2 separate regions of the Mus musculus genome follow, and region 2 is linked to region 1. A link is a loop called in an ENCODE intact Hi-C map of the cell type or tissue named here. Cell type or tissue: heart. All regions are shown on one strand. Each heading gives the region's core, and the rest is flanking DNA. Links, peaks and the distances in the headings are about the cores only.

The links. A loop is a pair of places that touch in the nucleus more often than their neighbours do. Peaks named below come from ENCODE experiments on the same cell type or tissue, not always from the same donor. Only the 100,000 strongest peaks of a DNase experiment are listed, where the experiment ranks them.
Region 2: a loop joins it to region 1, with 11 times the contacts of the local background. A loop is called at or near these places in 2 of 42 quality-filtered maps.

Annotation. Positions count from the first base shown.
Region 1 is chr11:4,090,919-4,102,314 of GRCm38, reverse strand. Mtfp1 (mitochondrial fission process 1) reads left to right here and starts at 6,884. Exons shown (of 4, transcript NM_026443.4): 1 at 6,884-7,099; 2 at 7,799-7,926; 3 at 8,282-8,514; 4 at 10,016-10,834. The coding sequence starts at 7,033. The coding sequence ends at 10,088. It overlaps Sec14l2 (SEC14-like lipid binding 2), which reads left to right. Exons shown (of 12, transcript NM_144520.2): 12 at 3,880-5,276. The coding sequence ends at 4,010. It overlaps Gm51935 (a long non-coding RNA gene), which reads right to left. Exons shown (of 3, transcript XR_003949843.1): 2 at 9,767-9,815; 3 at 7,573-7,661. In heart, for the core only: CTCF peaks have their summits at 3,974 (motif pointing right) and 7,757 (motif pointing left); DNase peaks (open chromatin) are centred at 4,994, 5,584, 6,224, 6,984 and 2 weaker places; H3K4me3 peaks cover 3,446 bases; H3K27ac peaks cover 4,043 bases.
Region 2 is chr11:4,214,621-4,226,016 of GRCm38, reverse strand. It overlaps Castor1 (cytosolic arginine sensor for mTORC1 subunit 1), which reads right to left and starts at 7,792. Exons shown (of 9, transcript NM_028022.2): 1 at 7,591-7,792; 2 at 6,999-7,069; 3 at 5,725-5,909; 4 at 5,510-5,642; 5 at 5,211-5,334; 6 at 4,758-4,871; 7 at 4,511-4,593; 8 at 4,322-4,416; 9 at 3,608-4,174. The coding sequence starts at 7,703. The coding sequence ends at 4,097. It overlaps Tbc1d10a (TBC1 domain family, member 10a), which reads right to left. Exons shown (of 9, transcript NM_134023.1): 9 at 10,512-11,316. The coding sequence ends at 10,864. In heart, for the core only: CTCF peaks have their summits at 5,385 (motif pointing left), 6,339 (motif pointing right) and 8,070; DNase peaks (open chromatin) are centred at 5,386, 6,496, 7,876, 9,306 and 3 weaker places; H3K4me3 peaks cover 2,448 bases; H3K27ac peaks cover 2,195 bases; H3K27me3 peaks cover 1,894 bases.

The DNA of each region.
Region 1 (11,396 bases), core at 2,327-10,326:
CAAATGTATGCCAGCCACACACAAGCCAGGCAAATTTCTAATTTCTTTCCTGACAGAGCCAAAGGATGGAGGGTAGAAAAGTGCCAAGCTAGGGCTTTGCATTCAGATCTGAGCTGGGCTTGCCCCGCTGGCTATGTGTGTAGACTTGGGCAAATGACTCAGCCTTCCTAAGTCTGTTTCCTGATTGCTGCAACTGGGATCTTACAGAGATGCCAGCTCACATGTGATAAGATCTGTGAGGCTATGGTGTGATGTCAGAGACAGAGCATGCGACTCAGCACCTGTGCCCATCAGTGTTATTATTACCAGGACAACTGGAGAGCAGAGCATTCCCGGAGGCTATGAGGGAGGTGGGAGACATCCTGGGCTCGGTTGCTGAGGCAGCGGCACAGGGCTATCTGTACTAGCTCTGCAGATCCTTCTACCCAGTAGCCTGCAGTTCTGGTGCTCCCTACCTTCAGGTACATTGTACACAATCCAGCTCCCCGGGGAGCAGGGTCACCCTTTTTAGAGAGCAGCCAGATCTCAGGAGAATGCATGCACTCTGCTGCACTAAGAACAAGGCTTAGCACAGGCTAGACACTGTCATCCACAAAGGAAAAAGCTCATTATACACTGGAGGTTTACTTTTCTTTAAAAGACGAGGAAGCTCAAGGCTGGAGACGCCACTCAGCAGATAAGAGACCTTCCTGAGGTCCCAAGTTCAATTCCCAGGACCCACATGGTGGTTCCCAACCATCTGTAATGGGATCTGATGCCCTCTTCTAATGTGCATGAGGACAGACACTCATAAATTAAAATAAATTTTTAAGAGATGAAGAAGCTATGGTAGAGATAGACAAGAGATGCTCTCTTACACATTATGTTACTAGTGTAGACACTAAGAGAGGATACTAGAGGCTCCTAGCCACAGACCGTCCAAGAAACAAGACATTTATCCTTGATGTGATAAGAGTCTCAGATCAAGGAAGTGCTTCCCCAAAGGCCATGGAGGGGCTGGAGGGCTCCAACTCAGTTGCTTCTCTCTCGTATCTGAAGGATAAACAGCTTTCAATACAACCAGGATGGAACTGCAAATCCTCAATTTACTTTACTCCTCCTTGGATCTGTTCCCTGCAAGATCGCTTACCTGCCTGGGGTCTGCTTATTTGCTGACTTTACTCCTCCTTGGATCTGTTCCCTGCAAGATTGCTTACCTGCCTGGGGTCTGCTTATTTGCTGACTTTCCTCCTCCTTGGATCTGTTCCCTGCAAGATTGCTTACCTGCCTGGGGTCTGCTTATTTGCTGACTTTCCTCCTCCTTGGATCTGTTCCCTGCAAGATCGCTTACCTGCCTGGGGTCTGCTTATTTGCTGACTTTCCTCCTCCTTGGATCTGTTCCCTGCAAGATCGCTTACCTGCCTGGGGTCTGCTTATTTGCTGACTTTCCTCCTCCTTGGATCTGTTCCCTGCAAGATCGCTTACCTGCCTGGGGTCTGCTTATTTGCTGACTTTCCTCCTCCTTGGATCTGTTCCCTGCAAGATCGCTTACCTGCCTGGGGTCTGCTTATTTGATGGAGGAGCAGAGTCAGGCCACAGCATAAAGTTCCCCTTCCCAGATGGAAAGGCAGCATGGGAGGAGAGGTAGGACCGGGTGTCATTTGGAGGCAAGGTTGTAGAGACCATGGATTAGGTGGGAGGGCCGTGCTTCTGAGGGCCAGGTAACCCCAGAGAAGTAGTTCTGAATCCAAGAACCAACATTTCCTTCCTACAGTGTCTACTGTCCCCATTACTATTCTGAAATGAAACTCAGAGATAATGTAACACACCTACATACAACTTTTTTTTAATTTAAAGATTTATTTATTGTATGCTTTAAGTACACTGTAGCTGTCTTCAGACACTCCAGAAGAGGGCGCCAGATCTCATTACAGATGGTTGTGAGCCACCATGTGGTTGCTGGGATTTGAACTCAGGACCTTCGGAAGAACAGTCAGTGCTCTTAACCGCTAAGCCATCTCCCCAGCCCCCTACATACAGCTTTAAAATCAATACTCTATCTGGAATATAAGGAAAACAAAAGGAAGCCAATGTGAATAGAGTAATTATGAAGCAGCAGGAACTCAACCCAGAGCTCCCTGCATGCTAGGCAAGAGCTCTAACCCAAACCTCTGGCTCTAGACCTGTAATTTAGACATTTTCCACTACAAACATGGGAGGGCAAGAGGATACCTTTTGTTCTGCGTCCCTAAGGAACAGCATCTTTCCCTTGGGTCTCCATGAGCCTGTGAGTACATGACTAGTGTCACACTGAGACATTCGGATGCTGGAGTGGCAGTGACAGCCCCTTCCTCTGTGCCTGCTGTAAGGCCCTTGCATCTCAGTGCTGGTCTAAGGAGATCACAGTACAGTGAACTTGGGTTGCCAAGGCTGTCATCAGAACCAAGAGGAAAGAGTAGGGCATCTGCAGGGCCCCTTGCAGAGACGAGGGACTAGGAGTCTGTAGGTGCTGTGCTAACTACCCGCCTCATGCAATCTATCCAGGGGTGAGAAGAGGGGAAGACGTCAAGAAAGCCAGAAAGCGGCCCAGAAGGGAGGCCCTGCTGCTTTTGTTCTGTGTTTAGCTGTCTTGAAGGGGCATTTGAGTGAAATGGAACAAGCTTGCAAAGAGACAGGCTGAGAATGAAAGCAAGCCTGTTCAACTGCCAGGGCTTAGAAGCTGTCTCTGCCAACTGAGTCCACCCTCTTCCCAGAGGAAAGCACAGCTAACAGCCTTCTCACCTGCCAGCCTACCAAAGGGTGTCTGTCCCTTCAGAGACACATTTCCATAACAAGCCTGGCAAGTGCTTGCTCAGACACATTCACCACAGGATGTGAGAAAACCTTCCCTTCAAAAGGGCTGTGGAGTTACTCCTGGGTGCTAGGATCAGAGATCTCTGAGTGTAGACAAACAAAAAGGCCAAAACGTTTTGGTTTTACACAGAAATTAACAAAAATGTTACAAATTGTTCTACACTTATCATAGCCTCTGCATGTATCTTAGACATTCCTCCCAACACCCTGTCCTTTGTCTATATGGCCAGTCTGGACTCAAACAGTGTATATATAGTACAGGCTGCCCTTGAACTTCTGACCCTTACCTTCCTGTGTTGGGATTACAGGGGTACCACCATGCCCAGCTAAAGCTCTTTCTTTTTATGTCAGAAAAGTGTTTCCCTATATGGATTACAGCACAAATCCCTTGGGCAATTTTCCTTCTGTGACCAGCCCATCCTTTTGTCATTATGGGCAGGCGTGCAGCGAGCATCCTGGTCCCGTCAATCTTCCCAGAGGGTAAGCAGCTGATTCATACAGTCTGCAGGGAAGCAGAACGGGCTGGGGTTCCCAGGGTCCAAACGAGACAGTACTACAGTCAGGAATGCAAACCAGAAGGAAGCCCAACCCCACTGTGGCTCACCGTGTGCCCTAGAACCCTTGGAGCTGAGCTAAAGTCGGACTGTTGCTGACTTCAGAGTTGTGAGGAAGAACGGGATCACACATATAGACTACAAACCCATGGTTTCACACATAGACTGTATCCTCACAAGCACTGAGGCTGCCAACATTATTCTGCCTGTGTAACAAAGCCATGACTTTGGCCTTGGAGACCTTTTCCTTCCAAGCTGTTACAGATGTGAGTCTCTGTCCCGCGTCTCACTTGGCCTGTTCTGCATTTTCACACCAGTTTTCACTTTCTGAACACACTCATCCAGACTGAGTTCCAGGGGACCAAGGGCTGTTACACCACTTTCGCCTCCATCTCCTACCACACCACCTTGCTCAGTCAGTACAAACCAGTCCCTTCACCACCCTCTACCTCTGGGGGGAACTGCCTGAATGCTTGGTTTTCTGCTTCCTCAGATGTTCTGCGGTTCGACAACACCTACAGCTTCATCCATGCCAAGAAAGTCAGTTTCACCGTGGAGGTCCTGCTTCCAGACAAAGCAGCCGAAGAGAAGATGAACCAGCAGGGGGCAGACACCCCCAAATAACACCTCGCCCCTGCAGCAGGCCTGGCCCCCCCAATGTCTTCCTGTCAGTTTCTTTAGTCATTTTCCTGCAACCAATTAGCCCAAAGAAACTGGGCTGGAGGGAAGACTTCAGACTGGACGGAGCTCCTGTTCAGAATCAGAATGAGGATAAATAGCTAGATGGGTCCTCGTCGTCAGAATACTAAGGGGTCTCCAGGGACCGGCTGTAATGATGTCTACCCTGTAGACTTTGCCAACTTCACCTGCCCAGGAACAGCTGAGACAGGGAGGGAAGGGTACACAGGATGGTGGCAGGGAAGAACTTAGAAAGAAGTGAAGCGATTGGATGTCATACTCAGGGAAGCCAGCTGCTGGGGAGAAACTTGCTCCTAAATGAACATGGACCAAACCTCCATGATTGTAATGATGGTTGCAAGGTAGCAGGCCACTAGATGTGATGGGTATCCAAAGCTCTTTGAAACTTTTTGTCATAAGCCTTGAGTCTCTCGTCCCCCCCCCCCCCCAATCTCAGGAGTAACCCAAGTCAGCACTGGAAGGAAGGCTAACAGCCCCCCCCCCCAGAACCTCATTAACTCCTGGGTTCCACTGGCTGCCTGTTTAAACCCTCCACAAGCACAAGGGTAATTAATTTCAGGGATCATAGATAGGAAAGGACCAAGGAGGCGGTGGGTGGGCCCCAAGCCTCTCACTAAGTAACCCTCCGCTTGAGCAGCCCTACACAAAGATGACAATTGGGGCTGAGACAGCACTGAGTGCACTTCCCAGTCCAGTCTCCCACAGTGCCTGAGAACCAGTCTCCTGACAGGAGCAAGGGCTTGGTGGGCCCTTCTCTGTGGAGGCGTGTAATAGCAGCAGTGGCTTCCTCTTGCCTGGGGATGCAGGTAGCCAGGGTGGGCGGTTTCCCGGGAAGGTAGCCATAGCTGGGCAAACATTTGAGCCAGGGTAAAGAGGGGGGCCAGGCACAGGTGACCTTGCAATAAAAAGCTCTTGACCCCACACAACTTGAGAGCCAGGTTACAGGCTGCCCAGAATTCAGGAAGGATGCCCCAGGCCCTTGCGGGGTCTGCCTTTTCCTCTGAACGAGGCGTTGGCCCAGCCTCGTCTCAGGAAGCGGAGGGAGCTCTGGGCAGGTGCAGGGATGGCAAGCAGAGAGGGCCGAGGCTACCCAGGATCTAGTCACACATCTCAGGGGCACAGCCTGGCCTTGGTTTACAATGCTGTTAGGTACATTAACCAATGAATAAAGTGATCAATTTTCAAAGCAAAGAGCAGAATTCATTGCCCATCGCCGGCTTCCTAGCGGTCTCTTACATTAGACCCCAAATTTTCAGATGCCAAGTAGCAGGCTAAAATTACACACACACACACACATGTTCTGTTCCTTTCCCCTCTACTCTCACGACACTCGGACACAGGCACGCACAGAGAGACAGTAACGTCCCTTTCCTCTCCTCTCGCGACAACGTTCTCCGAAGTCCTAACAAGTTGCCTTCCGATTGGTTCAGCCGGTGAGCGTCGTCCGCCATCTTTGTTCAAGGCATTCGGATGCTCCCGAGAGCCTTCACGGTGAGGGCGGAGGCCCCGCCCCATTCGGTGGTTCCAGACGGGTTGGGCGGTTCTCCCGCGGTGACCGGCGCAGCGGGTACTAAATGGGAGGGAGGCCGAGGGTTAGCGTCACGTGGCTTTAGGGACCGTCTCCTAATTCCGCTCCAGCACTCTACCTTCCCACCCGCGCCGGGCTCAGTCCCCGGTGACCCACAAGTTTCAAGAAGACACGGGCTGAAAACACTGGCTTCCGAAGGGAGTCGGTATACACCTTTCGGATCTAAAAAAGCTAAAAGAACTGTGCAAAGCTAGATAAGACCCTGTTCTTACCTAGCTGGATATTTTTTGTACTGTGTAGCCTCCAACCAGGCCTGAAACTCCCTGTGTAGACAGGGCTGGTCTCGAACGCACATAATACTACCTGTTTCTGCCTCCTACATTCTGAGATGAAAGCATGCAACACCATGCCTGGCTTATAAGAGATTTAAGGCCATATTTATTTGAATTTATCTGTGTGTCTCATGTGTGAATGTATAGGTGTGTGTGTTTGGGGGAGGTGGGTGCTGCCTGTGGAAACCAGAAGTGTCAGATTCCCCCGAGATGGAGTTACAGATGGCTGTGAGACACCCGTGTAGATGCTGGGACTGGAACTCCGGCCCTCTGGAAGAGCTGTAAGCGCTCTTAACCACTGAGCCATCTCTCCATTCTCACCCATTTTGCTTTACAGACGTGGTCGTTGGGACCGGGGTGGGGAGTGGGGGGAGGGGCGGTGTGTGTGTGTGTGTGTGTGTAAGTGGCTTACATCTACTAGGCGGCCCAAGTAGGATTTGTCTCTAGGGGCCATAGCATTGCCCCTCTGAAATCCCAGAGGATTCAGAGTGCTTTTGCCCCTTGTAATAACTCCCTAGCTCCCTTTTCCATTTTAACAGTTGCATGAGTCAGGAGAGTGGCTGTCCTCTTTGTGTCTCTATTTCCCTACTGTAAAGTAGGACCCTACGCTAGTGCCAGAGCTTAAGGAAGCAAACTTGAGTCTACTGGACACATGATGACTGTTATAATTAATTAGTCCTTGCGACTGTCTAAGGCAGTGAATGTTGGCACGCCTCCCATTTACACACGAACCGCGGCTCAGAGAAATACACCTTTCCTAGAAGCCGCACACCTAAGAAGATTCCATTCTCCGATTGGAACTCTGACCTATTTAACTCCAAAAACTAGTCATGTCTGGGAGAGTTTTGCATTAACTGCTCAGAGAAAACAAGACCATCTGTCTGCAAAACCCAAGCCTAGGAGAGGGGCTTGGATGTTGTATAAGGCAATTTTCAGACACTCCCTGCAGTGGCGTTAGCGATAGCGGGACCCGTCCTTCAGCCTCGGACTACTGGCGGGTTCTTGCCTGGTGTTAGCCAAGTGCTAGTGGAGACACAGTTGTGGTGAGACTCTAATCTGCAGCGACTCCAACCTTGCCGGGGAAGTCATGTCGGAGCAGCAGCGGCAGGGCGCCGAGCGCGACCTCTACCGGGACACGTGGGTGCGCTACCTGGGTGAGCGTGGGAGTGACAGACGCAGCGACCCCACCACTCCGGAGGGGCTGGGGGCGGGGGGGGGGGGGAAGCAATGGACCGGGTTGCCGATCTGGAGTCTGAAAAGGGGCTTAGTTCTTATTCGGCTTGGCCTGGAGACAGGGCTCAGGAGAAGGCTAGGGACTTGTCCAAGGTCACACAACCCTGTTGGTTCAGATCTGTCCACGGGGCTCTTCTGGAGGCACAAACCGAGTGTGTGGGTTGCCCTCTGCCATGACCGTGCACTAGCCATGGCGTCAGAGGATCTGGACTCCTAGCAAGTCTGCCTTTCCCAGGCTCTTCCTAAGCTTCAGTTTTCTCTTCTGTAAAAAGGGCTGAATGCGAGGCACTCCTGTCGGGTGCTGACTGTAAGAGCGGGCTGAGGTAAGGCCTTAAAAGACCTGGCACTTGATACTGGTCAGTGGAGCCCACCCTCAGTGATTCGGTGGCCTCCGGTCGCCTCCCTGGTGCAGATCCCCAGAACCACGGCTGGGGACTTTGATCAGTGAGCCATGAACTTCATTGTCGGTGTCAGTCCGCGGGCCTAGAAACCAAAAGGTAAAGTTACTTGACTGAGGTCACCTGCCGCACTGTAGTTTAAGAGGTTAGGGTTAGAAGCAGCTTTCTGTGTAGCGCCCCCTTGTGGAAAGGGCCAGAGAGTTAAATGCCTTTTCCCTCCAGGCTACGCCAATGAGGTGGGGGAGGCTTTCCGCTCGCTGGTTCCTGCAGCTGTGGTGTGGTTGAGCTATGGTGTGTCCAGCTCCTATGTCCTGGCCGATGCCATAGACAAAGGCAAGAAGGCAGGAGAGGTGAGTGTTAATTAACCCTTTCCAACCCATCCTAGTGTGGGTGGTATGCAGTCTTGCAGTGGGGACAGCCCTATCCCCGTTAGCGTCTCATAGTGCAGTCCATAAGCTAATCTTGTTTGTAGGATTGTTCATCCCCACCCGACCAAACCATTTGGGTAGGAGGTGACAGTTGGTACCTCTCCTGGATGTGGGCAAATCACCCCCAACCCTGAATGTAGTACAGCCCAGTCCTCCACCCAGCTGCCTTCTACCCTACTACCTCCGCATGTTCTTCCTCCTTGGTCCACCGGCATGCTTCTGTCTATAGGTTTCCTACCTCTGCCCCAGCTGGGCTAAATGTCTTTGTACCTTTCAGGTGCCAAGCCCTGAAGCAGGCCGCAACACCAGAATGGCCCTGGCTGTGGTCGACACCTTTGTGTGGCAGTCTCTGGCCTCTGTGGCTATCCCAGGCTTCACCATCAACCGTCTGTGTGCTGCCTCTCTCTATGTCTTGGGTACTATGACCCACTGGCCCCCGACTGTCCGCAAATGGACCACCACCACACTTGGACTGCTGGCCATCCCCGTCATAATCCACCCCATCGACAGGTAGGGGCCTTTCTGGTCTCAGGGACCAGTCACTCTGCAGGTAGAGTTAGGCTGTGAACTGTGGGCACAAAACCGGGGCAGCAGAGGCAGGGTTGAAGTAGAGAGGCCATCTGTGCTCTTATCAGCTAGAGCGGCAGAGCGGCAGAAAAGGAAGCAGAGTGCCTTATGGGTACTGGACAAAGGTCAAGTAAATTCACAGAAATAAAGACCAGTGCTGCAAAATAGCCAGAGTTAGCCAGGAGTGCTGGATTGAAGGGAGCTGATATCGGCATGAGTCAAACTTAGTTTGCAAGGTAAATACAAAATAAAAGTCTTAGGATGTTTTCCGCACGGCTGGATCCAAGCATCTGAGCGCTACTGCCACACAGCATCCTTCATCTTCCCAACCTTCATCCATCCTTCAGCATCTCTCCCCGTCCCGTCCTTGTGGGTTTCACTCTCCTGCCATGTCCCAGTGACTCATGGTGTCCTGTCCCTTACAACATCTTACACCCCATTAAAACTTCTCCGTAGTGATAGCCAAGATGCCAAGGAAGATTCTCATTGGCTCCCTCAGATGAGGGGCCCATGTATGAGCAGTTGTCCTTCTGAGTAGCCAACCCTGTGTTGTGTGCTTGCTTTTAGCACTAGAGGTAGGACCAGACTGGAGGGAACGCTCAGTGGATACAGCACTGTCTGCTCTTCCAGAAATCCCGAGTTCAATTCTCAGAAAAGACACCACGGCTTACAACCATCTGTAATGGGGTCTGATGCTCTCTTCTTGCATGCAGGTGTTTATGCAGGCACAACATGCATATACATAAAAAATACAGAATTAAAAAAAAAAGATTTATTTATTATTATATGTAAGTACACTGTAGCTGTCTTCAGACACTCCAGAAGAGGGCGTCAGATTTCATTATAGATGGTTGTGAGCCACCATGTGGTTGCTGGGATTTGAACTCAGGAACTTTGGAAGAGCAGTCAGTGCTCTTAACCACTGAGCCATCTCTCCAGCCCCTGTTTTGTTCTTTTGAGATAGGATTCTCTGTGTAGCCCTGCTGTCCTAGAACTCACTCTGTAGACCAGGCTGGCCTCAAACTCAGAGATTCACCTGCCACCTGCCTCTGCTTTCCAAGTGCTGGGATTAAAGGTGTGTGCCACCACTGCTCAGCTACAGAAATTATTTTTTAAAAAATCTAAGAGAGAGAAAGAGAGGGGGTGGGAGCACCTCAGTGGTGGCAGGGGTAGGCTGGAGGGGAGCATAGCTTACCCTGAACCTCATGGTGAGTCCTTTACCCACTGTGCCTCAATTTCTCCAGCTGTAGAAAAAAAAGGAATATGGCTGTTATCCTTGGGGGGAGGGGTGTAAGCATGACTTCCTTAAGGGAAGAGAATAATCGAATGTATCTTGACATGGTTGCTGTTGGTACCATGCATCGAGAGTCTTTCCCCTAGCCCTTGTGTTTCCTGCATCTCCTCATCCTTGGCTACCTGCTCACCAGGCCTTCTCTCTCTGTAGGTCAGTGGACTTCCTCCTGGACTCTAGCCTGCGCAAGCTGTACCCGTCAGTGGAGAAGCCCAGCACCCCCTGACCCTGCCCTGTGCCTTGCCTGGGGTCGGCCCACTCACATCAAAGAATGTGGATACGTGGCTGTTTGGGGTCCATGGCACTGCCATCTGGGTGGGTTCACATTGATGGGAGCTTAGAGATGAAGGCCCCGAGGAGTAGTGGCAGTGAGTTCTGAGGTGGGACCCAATTCTGTCTGCCTCAGTGGCCACGGTTGTGCTGAGTGGGAACGAACTCTGGCTGGGCCTGTCTTTTGAAATCTTTTTTTAAAAGTATTTATTTTATGTGTATAAGTGTTTTACTTGCATGTCTGTATGTATGTGCAGAACCCTTAGAGGTTAAAAGAGGTGATTAGACCCCTCTGGGACTGGAGTTAGGGATGCTTGTGAACCCCCATGCGGGTGCTGAGAACTGAATCTGGTTCTTCTGCAAGAGCAGCAAGTGCTCTGTTCACTAAAGTTCCTCTTAGCCCCGGGCCCACCTTCTGATGGAAAAGTTAGTTCCTCCCATGGAAGAGAAGAATACTAAGGCCCAGAGAGGGCAGGGAATACTGAGATCATGTGACAAGTGAGAGCCAGTCTTCTGGCTATTCTAAGTCACTTTGTGGTAGTGTGGCTGAGCGACTTAGGGAAAGATACAGAGGTACAGTATTTGGGACACTCAGGGCAGAGTCTCTGGCCAGCCTGTTCCTGTTGCAGGAGCTGCTGGGCCTGGTGAGAGGCAGGACAATCACAACCCAAGTGCTAACCTAATAAAACTTTCAAAAATGGCATCTCCTTTTCATTTCCTCTTCCTGGGGATAAGCAGGGTTGCGACCACAGCACAGTGCTTCCTCTGGAACAGGTAAACTGAGGGAGAAGTGGGCTGGTCTCCTGGCTCTGCAGGAAGGGCTATGGGGAGAACAAGGGAGGGATGTGTTCAAGCCTGTTCAAGAGCAATATCAGATCCAAGGAAAAGAAAAAGGGAAAAAAGGAGTCAGAAATGAAGGTCTAGGTGGAGAGAAGTGGGAGGTGTTTGTGTTGTGGGTGGGGTGGTGACTTAGAGTTTCATCGCTTTGAACAGACACCATGACCAAGGCAACTCTTATAAAGGCAAACATTCAGACTGGCTTACAGTTTCAAAAATTTAGTCCATTTTCATAGCAGGAAGCATAATAGCATGCAGGTAGACATGGTGCTGGAGAAGGAGCTGAGAGTTCTACATCTTGACCTAAAGGTAGCCAGAAGACTGACTGTTCCACAATGGGTGGAGTCTGAGCATAGGAGGAAACCTCCAAAGCCCATCCCCACAGTGACACACTTCCTCCTACAAGGACACACCTCCTAACAGTACC
Region 2 (11,396 bases), core at 1,498-9,497, 120 kb before region 1:
TGTGAAAGCCGGGCATGCTGGAGGCCATCTTAAGCCCTAGGACTGGGGGGTCAAAGACAGGCATGTTCCATGGGCTCACTGGTCAGCCAGGCCAGCAAGAACATGCTCTAGATTCAGTGAAAGACCCTATCTCAAAAATGAGGTGGCAAGCCATAAAGGAAGCCACCTGACTTTGACCTCTTTCCTTCACAGAGATGTGCATCCCTGCACCCACATACTCCCATGTTCATGCAAGCACACACACATACTCCCATGTTCATGCAAGCACACACACATACTCCCATGTTCATGCAAGCACACACACACATACTCCCATGTTCATGCAAGCACACACACATACTCCCATGTTCATGCAAGCACACCACACACACATTCTCCCATGTTCATGCAAGCACACACACATACTCCCATGTTCATGCAAGCACACCACACACACATACTCCCATGTTCATGCAAGCACACACACACACTCCCATGTTCATGCAAGCACACCCACACACTCCCATGTTCATGCAAGCACACCCACACACTCCCATGTTCATGCAAGCACACACACATACTCCCATGTTCATGCAAGCACACCACACACACATACTCCCATGTTCATGCAAGCACACACACACCAAGAAGGAAACTAAGGAAGAGCTTCAGATCACAGCAAGGTTGGGGAAGCTCAGCAAGGGAGAGGCCCTGGGAAGAGAAGAAGGGTGGAGGGAGAAGGAAAGATGCAGGAGAGAGGGAGGGAGACACTCAGACACCTCAGGAAAGTCAAGAGGTTCTCCAAGGTTGTATGCATAAGTGGGAGCCCCCACCTCATCTTCCTAAGGAGAAGGAATTCAGCTGTGGGGCCGTGCTCCACAGGAGACATGTGGGGGACAACTCACAGGTGCAGTGATAGGACAGGGAAACTGAGGCACTGGTCCCAGGAGACCAGGAAGAAGAACACCCAGAAAGTGCTGTGAGGCAATGGGGGAGGGAGGGACTGGAAAGTGGGTGGCATTTTCGGGTCTAGGTAGAAAGCGCTTGCTTTGGGGCAGCAGGAAAGGAGACAGTGGGGGAGATGGCGGCAACAAGGAGAGCTGGAGCAGCAGGAGAGCCACAGGCCAGCACTTCCATGGGATACAGGGTTCTGGAGAAAAGCAATAGGGGCAGAGGGCACGTTATCATGTAAGCACCAAAGAGATCCCCAGCACACACACACACACACACACACACACACACACACACTCACACACACACAGTCTCTCTCTCACACACACTCACACATACACTTACACACTCACATATACACACACTCACACATACATACACTCACATCTACACTCATACTCATGCACTCACATACACACACTCACACAAGTGCCCACACAAACACACATACACTCACACACATACTCACACACTTGCACATACATACACACATACACACAGCACCCACATCTACATGATGCCACAACTAACCCCCTAAAAAGAAGTTCTGGACACCCCTAGAACTGGTACTCATGGCTCAGAACCCCAACACCATGATCCTCTTGGGAAAGTGACACAGACAGGGGTCATTGCTCAATATCTCCACTCTGTCCAGCCCAGGGTCAGAGAGGAGACAGGGCCAGACCTCTCGTGCCTGCCCACACAATTACGGTCACCAGCAGCAGACACCCAGCCACCAATGCAGACAGCTGGGATTACAAGGGGTCTTGCAAAATCTTACCCACCCTACAGGGCTCAGCTTAAAGTCAGTTTCTCTCTCTCTCTCTCTCTCTCTCTCTCTCTCTCTCTCTCTCTCTCTCTCCCTCCCTCCCTCCCTCCCTCTCAGCCCAGACCCTTCTAGAATTCTATTTTGTTTTCTACTTTGTTATCCCTGTGTGGTGACCTTAAACAAGTCACTCTCTGGGCTTCATTTCCCCCTATGCAAAATGAGGACAAGACTATCATGTGTGAATCAACAGCTCATCATCTTAACAGCCCTTCTTCCCCAGAGGCCAGAGCGGAGGTCAGTGAGAGAAGCAGCTTTCCGTGTGCTATGCAGCAGTGCTAGCAACAGACAAATCCACCTCCTGCTCCTGCCTCCTGCTGAGCAGCCCTGGAAGTCCTGGCCCACCTCCAGTGCAGGCTGCCCACCCCCAAGCCTGCTTACACTATTTCCCTATTACAGGAGACAGGACTTCTCCATCCCACTCCCAACCACAGACAAACTCCAAAGAAATACTCCCTCCCAGGGTCCCGGAAGGAATTGATTCCTGCACATGGGGAAACTGAGGCCTCTCACCACGCACTCACCATGCCGGGCTGTGCTCTAGGCTCATCTGATCTGCAACCTGAGGCTCTAGCCTTGGGGGAGGGGGTCCTCTGAGCCAGGTGGGCATCCTGCCAGAAGACTGCCTGTGTGGTTGCTTTTCTAGGGACTCACCATGACCTGGGTACACAGAAGTCACACCCTTCTTCCCCCCCCCCCCCCCCCCCCCGAGCATGGGCGGGGCTGAGCTGAAGGTCCCTGATAACCTCCCAGGGCATGTGTGCAGCCCTGGCCCCTGCAATGGAGTCCTGATCTTACTGAGTGGGAGGCCCCATGACAGAAAAATCCAGGCCCAGATGTGCCCAGGTACATAGCAATAGAGGATAAGGAGGACTCCATCGGGTTCTAGGGTCCCGTCTGCCCGAATAGCCCTGCACCTCAGCAGCAAAAGGCCTGGCTGGGGCAGTGGTGGTGCACGCCTTTAATCCTAGCACTTGGGAGGCAAAGGCAGGCGGATTTCTGAGTTCAAGGCCAGCCTGCTCTACAAAGTGAGTTCCAGGACAGCCAGAGCTACACAGAGAAACCCTTGTCTCAAAAAAAAAAAAAAAAAAAAAAAAGATTTATGCTGGGCGTGGTGGCATACGCCTTTAATCCCAGCACTTGGGAGGCAGAGGCAGTTGGATTTCTGAGTTCGAGGCCAGCCTGGTCTACATAATGAGTTCCAGGACAGCCAGGGCTATACAGAGAAACCCTGTCTTGAAAAACCAAAAAACCAAAACCAAAACCAAAAAAAAAGTAATCCATTAAAAGCCGGGCGTGGTGGCACATGCCTTTAATCCCAGCACTTGGGAGGCAGAGGCAGGCGGATTTCTGAGTTGGAGGCCAGCCTGGTCTACAAAGTGAGTTCCAGGACAGCCAGGGCTACACAGAGAAACCCTGTCTCAAAAAAAAAACAAAAAAACAAAAAAACCCCAAAAGGCCTGGCTGGCCACTATTCCAAGTGTCATAAAGTGTGTGACTTCTCCGTAAGAGGGGCATAAGCATTCAGGCAAGGCCCGTGGGTTGCAGACAGCAGCCTTGGAGAAAGGTGCTTTGAGACCTCCTGGATAGGTTCTCCAGGATCCAGCCAGGGGACTCTTAGGTAAGAGGGACAGGGGAATTTCTCCCAGTGTGGGGAACTCTCTAGGTTGTTCTGTAAGTAACTACGAATTAAGAGACGCTCTACTTTAGAGATGAACCACATGACTTAGTCACAAATGTGCTGGAGGCTTCAGTTCCTCATTTGTCACATACATAAACTGCTTGAAAAGCCAAGGACGGGGGGACAAGTCTGGGAGAGACCAAGACATGACGCCAGCTGTCACTCAGAACCAGAGGGCACAAATCCGCAAGTCTTTTATTTATATAAACAGTCATGAAAATAAAAGTGAGATTTAATTCTTCCTTCGGAGTCCCGCGAAGGGAGTGCACTGCTGAACTCATCTGGCTAGGAAAGCAGTGCAGGCTGGAGGTCAGAGCCCGGCCCGGGGATGTGAGCCTTAGCCAGGGGAGAGGCGGCTCCAGCTGCAGGCAAGCAGGCTCTGTGCATTGCTGAGGTCACATAGAAAATGTTGGGTCGGGGATCTAAGCCCCAAGCACCAAGGTATCTTTTGTGGGCAGGCATGGCCACGAGTCCCAGCTCCATACAGCTGACAGACAGACAGCAGAACCAGGCATGGCCACGAGTCCCAGCTCCATACAGCTGACAGACAGACAGCAGAACCAGGATCCCTTGGCAGGACCAGGGACTTGTTCTGAAGCTCAGAAAAGTTTCTGGAGCCCCGGGGGGCTTTACGGGAATGCTGGGGGTCTGGTGCTTCCCTATGGGTCCTTGGAAGCCTGGCTTTCCTGCCTTCGCTGGAGAATATCAATGACACAGCCGATCTCGTCTTCAGGAACCTGGAGGGAGTGTACAGCATGAAACGCCAGGCTAACTCTGGCCAGGGATGCCCGACCCCCTAAACTAGCTGTGATGCTGCCCCCCCCCTCCCCCCGCAAGGGACCTCAGTGTGCTTGCTGGAACCTCCGTCCCAGCCAGGTCCTCACCAGCGCATGGTCAAAGTTGAATGTGCTGATGTAGTAAGCAGAGATGTCAACAGCCGCCAGGGGACCCGCAATCTGGGCCACAATCCCACATTCATCTGAGGGTTGGAGACACGGGTGGCTTACCTTAGATGCTGTGAAGACCCACAGGCTTGCCCTCCCCGCCCCCCCCAGGGAGTGAGTGGACCTCACCGAAGCCCAGGGGCTGTCCCCCGATGCGCACCATCCTCCACAGCTCCCCAGAAGAACTGGTCAGCAGGAGGTCACTGGGGAACCTGGGGAAGCAGTGGGTGATGGGAAAGGCACTTCACGCACCCCCATCTAGCCTGACCCATAGGGCCTGTCCTGCTAACCTCGGAACCTGGCACCCCTCCCCCACCTTCCCTGAGGCTGGCTGAGGGTCTGTGGTCTATGGAGAATTAAGGAAGGAGTTACATACTTTCTCTGGATCTCTGCATCCATGACAATGGAGATGTACCCCTCGATGAGGGAGAAAGCGAAGAACGGAATGGACGTTGATTCAGGACCGCCCGAGGCCGCTTCCTTGGGGACACTTAAGAGATATGATGGCAGGGAACATTACCTAACGAGCAGACCACAGAGGAGGAGCCGGACAGCTCTGGGAAGGCCCTTGAATCTCTTACTTCATTGTGAGAGACCCCTGATTTCCTGAGGGATAAGCCCCAACGGCCAGAGGCCTTGAGCAGAGGGAGAGCCGGATTGGGAGTATATGGCTGGGAAGTGGCTCTGCCGACACCTCTGGCTGAGGCCTAACAGGCTGTCAGAACCCTAAGGCACTGAGCATGACACAGAGTAACAGAAGGGATGAGACAAAAGGCAGAGGGCAGGAAACAGTAGTGGGAGGCAGAGATCACGTGCACGCATGACCCACCTGTGGGAGTAGAAGAGGACATCGATGAGGGTGGTGGCGACAGCCGGCAGTGTCTCAGGGTCCAGTGTGAGGACACAAAAGCGGTTCTGAGGGCTCTGAATGGGATGCACCGTGGGACTGGGCCCTGCTCAGGAGACAGGGGCCACAAGGTTATCTTGGACTGGGGCGACCCCTGGTGGCAGGTCAAGGAAAGGCTAGCCCATCTCATACAGTGAGAGTGTTTTGCACCCTTTTAAAAGACAAGCCCTCCCGTGGGAAAAGGTCCCACTTAAATCTGGGTGCTGGCGGGCAGACCTCACCGTGCTGGATCTGGGGAAAGCCATTGCTGGAATCGTCTCCAGTAACGGGCACAGGCTCCCCGCCTACTTCACGGTAGATTTGGAACTCCTGGGCCAGTGTGTGGATCACCACAGACAGGTCCTGCTCCCGTACCTGGGTCAAGGCAAAGGACACATATTACGCAACACCAGGTCCCTCTGCGTATGACCTGCATTAGCACCTGCCCAAAACCCACCAGGATGAAGTCTGTCTGGTATGTGGACAACATCAGAACAGACACATGGTGTTCAGCCAGCGGGGCAATGACAGACCGGGCAATCTTGGTTACTCCAGCAGCCTGCACCACGGAGCCACTGTGAGATACGTTCATCACCAGCCATGTGGCCTCAGCCACTTGCAGGAACTCGGATGGGGGTAGCTCTGTGGGCAGGAGGTACATGCCTGGTTAGTCAGCTCTCTCCGCCTCTCAGTTTCTCTGTTTAAACCTTGCCCATCAGATCTGTTTCCTGACAGACTCAGAGCTCAGGGCCGGTTCCTATCGTTTCTACCTTGGTGTGCATCATGCGAGCATTCTCAGTGAGCATTACTACTCCAAACTCACAACTAGATTCAAGGCCCAGATTTTTCTTTTTCTTTTTTCTTTTTACACCATTTTGCTGTGTGAGACAAGTGTGTTTTGGGGCGTTTTGTTTGCTTTGAGACAGCGCCTTTACAATGTAGATTAAGCTGAGATTTAACTTAAACTGATCTTATTGCCACAGCCTCCTATGTGCTGGGATTACAAACACCATTTAGTCTGTTTCCTATCTGCAAAATGGACTTCATGGGCTTCAAAGCACCACCAGAGGGCACCCAGTGACCAACTGATGGGAAAGCTCCCTTGCAGACAGATTTCCCTACAGAACAGGGAATCTAAGTCCTTAGGGAGGGAGGCTCAGCCAAACTCTAGGTGGCTAGCTTGAGACTCCAGGCCTTAGAGGATGGGGCAAGCAGGCAGACATGGAAGCCAGAAGTCATTTCCCCGGTCCCAGTCCTGAACAGGGACAAGGGCCAGGGTAGCTGTTGTTCACTCAGACTCAGCCAGGAGGCCCTGGACCCTGCTCTGGGCTTGCTGCCTGCCCCTGCATTCCTTCCCTAACTCTCAGCCGCCTAGGCTTCCCAAGCCAGTAAGGGAGGGGCTGCTTTCCACTGGGGAGACAAGTCCAAGAAGAAATAATGTTCAGGGTAAAACAGCTGCAGGAACCCCTTTATTTTCCCCTAAAACTGTGAGACACCATGGCCACCTGTGCTGGCCTGGGACTCATATTCAGCTCCGTGTGGGTTTTACGTTTATAAAACTCTCACAAATTTTGTCAAACGGTCACGACTCCATCCCACACAGTACTTCAGTGAGTGATGGAAGGTTTGAACCCGGACCTATATTCCTTTGGGGTCTAAGCTCTCTGGGAAGCTGGATCCCTAAACTTAGTAAGAATACTGCTTAGAGGCAAACAAGGAACCAGTTCCGACCTTTAAAGCCCTCCTCATCCACCATGAGAGTGTAATCTTCCGGAGTCTCAGTCAGGCTGAAGAACTTGCACCTAGGAGGAGGGAAGGGGTGGGAAGACTTTCAGCCTAGAGTGAATGGAATGGAGACAGCAAATGAAGTCTGCTCCAGCAGCACTAAAGGACCCCCCACCAGGAGCCTTCCGGACCCGCACTCGGGCCTCACTCTCTTCCTTGGATCAATGAGTCTAGATCCCATATTTGGGATCTCCCCTCCATTCCACAGAAGTGGAAGGCTTTGGGTCCCCCTGGACAACTCTCAAAAGTTAACGTGAGGAGACTAGAAAGGGGCTACAGCCTGCCAAGGAACACATGCCCCCACTACACTGCCTACTCCAGGCAGTTTGCACCTTGACAAGCCCTGGGAGCGGGGCCCTCCGGGCCGGATAGGCGGCGTCGCAGAAAGGGTAAGGCCCAGGCTGGATGATGGCCAGAGTGGCTAGCGTCCCCACCCGGTACCCGCTGCTTCGCGGCGACTCTAGTCCTCCGCCCCTGGCCCAGAGGGGCAGAGGAGCCTCCACCCGCCCGACCTGCGCTCGTGAACCCGGGTGCGCACCGACTGCGACAGGGCAGGAAGAGCAGCTTGATGAGCGGGTGGGTGTAGAGCCAGAGGCCCGGACGGGCAATGCTCAGTACTCGCACCCGGTGCTCTAGGATGTGAAGTTCCATCGCAGATACGGCAGCCCCGGCCTGGCCGCCAGCGAGACCTAGGCAGGAGGCGATGCGGTGGCGCCGGGCTTAAAGAAGCACCGCCCGCTACCGGTCCGCCCAGCCAGGGATCCACACTTCGGCGGCCACGCCCCACAGCCACTGTGAAGTGGCCACGCCTCCTCCTGAGCCCTGCCTACCGGGCGCTGCGGGCTGCCTTCAAACTCTGCCAAAGCCACTCTTCTAGCCCTCACCCATCTGAGTCCTTCAAGGACACGCCCCAGACACGCCCTTTCCGCTGGACGCCCGCTGTGTTGGGTTTGGGAACGTGCTGGAAGCTCCTGGTCCCCTCCCTGTCTATCCTCCAGGCTCGCACGTGGGCTTTATGGTTAAAGCCACTAAAACGCAGAGCCTGGCGGTGGTAAGTGTGTATCTTTAATCCCAGCACTAGGGAGGCAGAGGCAGGCAGATCTCTGTGAGTTCGAGGCCAGACTAGTCTACAGAGTGACTTCCAGGACAGCTAGAACTACACAGAAAAACCCTGTCTGGACTGTAGGAAGGCTGGAAGCCGGGCTGGAGCTCTGTTGGGGCCAGAGCTGTCCATAAATCTCCGGAGTGGGGAGGTTAGGCTGGAGACCCGCGGAACAGCTGAGTTGGAGCCTATCTTCCTTTTATTGCCGGGGGTAGGGGGCAGGGACTGCAGAGCTGACAAGGACAGTAAGGACTAAAGATCCCTAAGAATGGGGTGCCCAAGGTTGGTTTGATAGTACTGCAACCCTATCTTGTTGTTGTTTCGACCAGCAAAACCTGGCCGGTGTGGCAGTTTTTAGTCAAACAACTTCTGAAATAGAATGCTCCCCACTGAGGGGAGGAACCGAAAAAGGGTCCTCCTCTCCTGTCTAAGCAACATACTATGGACTCTGAATCTTTTTTTAAATTTTATTTATTATATGTAAGTATACTGTGTCTTCAGGCACACCAGAAGAGGGTATCAGATCTCATTTCGGATGGTTGTGAACCACGTGGTTGCTGGGATTTGAACTCGGGACCTTCGGAAGAGCAGTCAGTGCTCTTAACTGCTGAGCCATCTCTCCAGCCCTTACCCCTAGATTCTGAATCTTATTCCAGGGACAACCCTAAGTACCTGAAGTGAGAATGCCCAGGGCTCAGACACTGAGGGGACAGGCCATAGTATTTGAGGTTCCCTGGGTATCAAACCAGAGACCTCCCTGTTGAAGTTTTCTTAAAGCGTCTCATCATTTGCAGAACTCAACTGGCCTGAACACATCTAAATTAGCTACAGATCCAAGAAGGCCCCTAAGCACTGGCAGACACCCCAGTGATCAAGGTTTAAGAAAACCCCAAGGCTGAGCAGAAACGAGCAAGCACAGGTTGATTTCACGGCAGGATGGGGCATGCTCCAAAGGGCCCTTGTTTGGCCCAGACACTCGGCTTCAGGTTGGAGGCTTTAAACAAGGTAGTTTAAAGCAGGCCTTGGGTGTGATCAAGACCCAACAGGCCCACGCAGGACTTGATGCTCCAGACCCTGCATCACAGGCAGAAGGAAGCTGGGCTCAGTCCTGTTCCTGGCTTTGCTAGCTCCAGATAATTCTCATGGAACAGTGTGCAGCCGTCACATCCTGGCCTGTCCCCTGGAGAACTAAGGGGGTTGGGGGGTGCTTTTCAAAGGCTGAGCCCATTTCACCACAGCAAGTGTGAACAGAGTAGGAAACCACAGGAGTGAGAGGCAGGAGGTGGAGAGTGTGCAAGCTGCCCAGAGTCTCTGGTAACCGTTTGCCTTTCTAGCCTCAGTCTCCCCAGTTGTACCAGGACAACACGTGCTAGGCCCAGGCAATGCCTAAAAGCTCCCTGTGAGTCTGTCCCTCCCTCCCTGTCCCCTGCTATGGTCTGGCCCAGCTTGGTCTCAGGCCAGGAACAACCACTATTGTTTGACTAGAAAAGCTGCTTCCTCAGCAGAAGGGGGGCCTCTCCCAGGGACACCCTGTTCTCCTCACCGCCAACTATCAGGTTGTAGCTGAGCACCTGCCTGACCCTCCACCGCCCTCTGCTCACTTGGGTGAGGGGCTTGGGTGCAAATGTGGCACTTGGAGGAGGAGGACATTGAACTCCTCTTATGTCAGACACAAGCCCAGCCTGGCATGTGGACCGTGTCAGCCAACAGAAAGTAGCGCTTTATCAAGGAGGCCCACTTCTCCCCTCACCTGTCTTTCTTTGGTGGAGGCTTGTGTCAGGCGCCTGCAGTACCTTGCCCTGGCGGCAGCCCCTGATACTGTGTGAGTGCTCACAAGTTAACTGGGGTCTTAAGTGAGCTCCTCATCTCACCACGGCAAGTGTGGACAGAGTGGAGAGCCACAGGGCTGAGAAGCAGGAGGCAGAGAATGTGAAGCTGCCCTGAACCTCAGGTAACCATTCGCCTCTCCAGACTCAGTATTCCCAGCTGTACCAGGACAATGCAGCCTAGGCCCAGGCAACGCCTGGAAGCTCCTCCAAGTCTGTTTCTCCCTACTCCCTGCTATGGTCAGCATCTAGGTCTGGCCTTGGAGCCTTTAGCTACCTCTTCAGGATCTTACCCCCAATCCCCAATAAAGAAGCACAGAGCAAGGCCTTGGGGACTATTTCCTGTTCTGCCCAGTGGTGGGCTTTAGCCTGGACTGACTCTTCTGTGTAGAGGTGAACATGGAAGAAAGATGGGTCGAGAGAGAAGAGCCAAGAACAGTAATTGGCTCTGGACTCCGTGCTCCTGTATGTTTCAGGGGGGCTCCCGGGATGAAGGGCGATAGCCCTTTGGGTCCTAACTATACACAGCTCTATACACAAGCCTGTTTATTTCCGTACAAAACCATATATCTATTTTACACAAAGAGTACCCCACCGCCTCCCCGCATGCCAGCACCCTACCCCTGGGTAACATCTCCCCAGAAGGATGGGGCTGAGACCCAACCCCTTTGGCCACAGCTTCTGCCTGTGCTGGCTGGACCAGCTCAACTCAAGAGAAAATAAATAAGGAGGCCCAGGCAGACTCTGTACTGGACCAGCCAGATCCTATCCCAGCCCACGGGCCAAGCAGTTGGCTCCTCAGGCGCAGAGGACCTGGAGTGTTGTCAGTCTTTGAACCGTGTAAGACGTGAGAAGACCCCCGCGGAGGCCTGAGCTCCCGGGGTTACAAGTAGGTGTCCTCACTCTCCTGGGAGGTCAGGCTCTCCTGGGAATGGTGGCAGGCTAAGTTCTGAGGAGTAGGGTCCTGGGGGACCGGGTCCTTTGGGGACACACCCTGAGGAGGACATGCATCTCCTGCAGCAGTCACCACTGTGGCTTGACTGAGGCCTGGGGACTTGTCCAGTTGCGCACTGGTCTTTGTCCGCTTCTGCTCCTTCTGGGCCTGCTTGTGCGGCTTAGCCTTGGAGCTGAGGAGGGCTGCATCTGGCGGTAGGCGGATGGAAGGTGAAGGTTGCAGGGCAGGCCTGGGACCAGGCTCTGCATCCAGGATGGCTTTGGCACCATGCATCCTGGGCAGAGAGCGGCACTCCAGCTCACCACGCGTCTCTTGCCAGCGCCGCAGCTGGATGAGGTGCTCCCGCTCAATCTGGCGCTCCGTCACAGGCAGCTCTATCACCTTTGGGGCAATGAGGAGCAGGTGAGCACCGGAAGGATGACCTTCCCCTCTGCTTTCCTGCCCACCAGCTTCCCTTACCT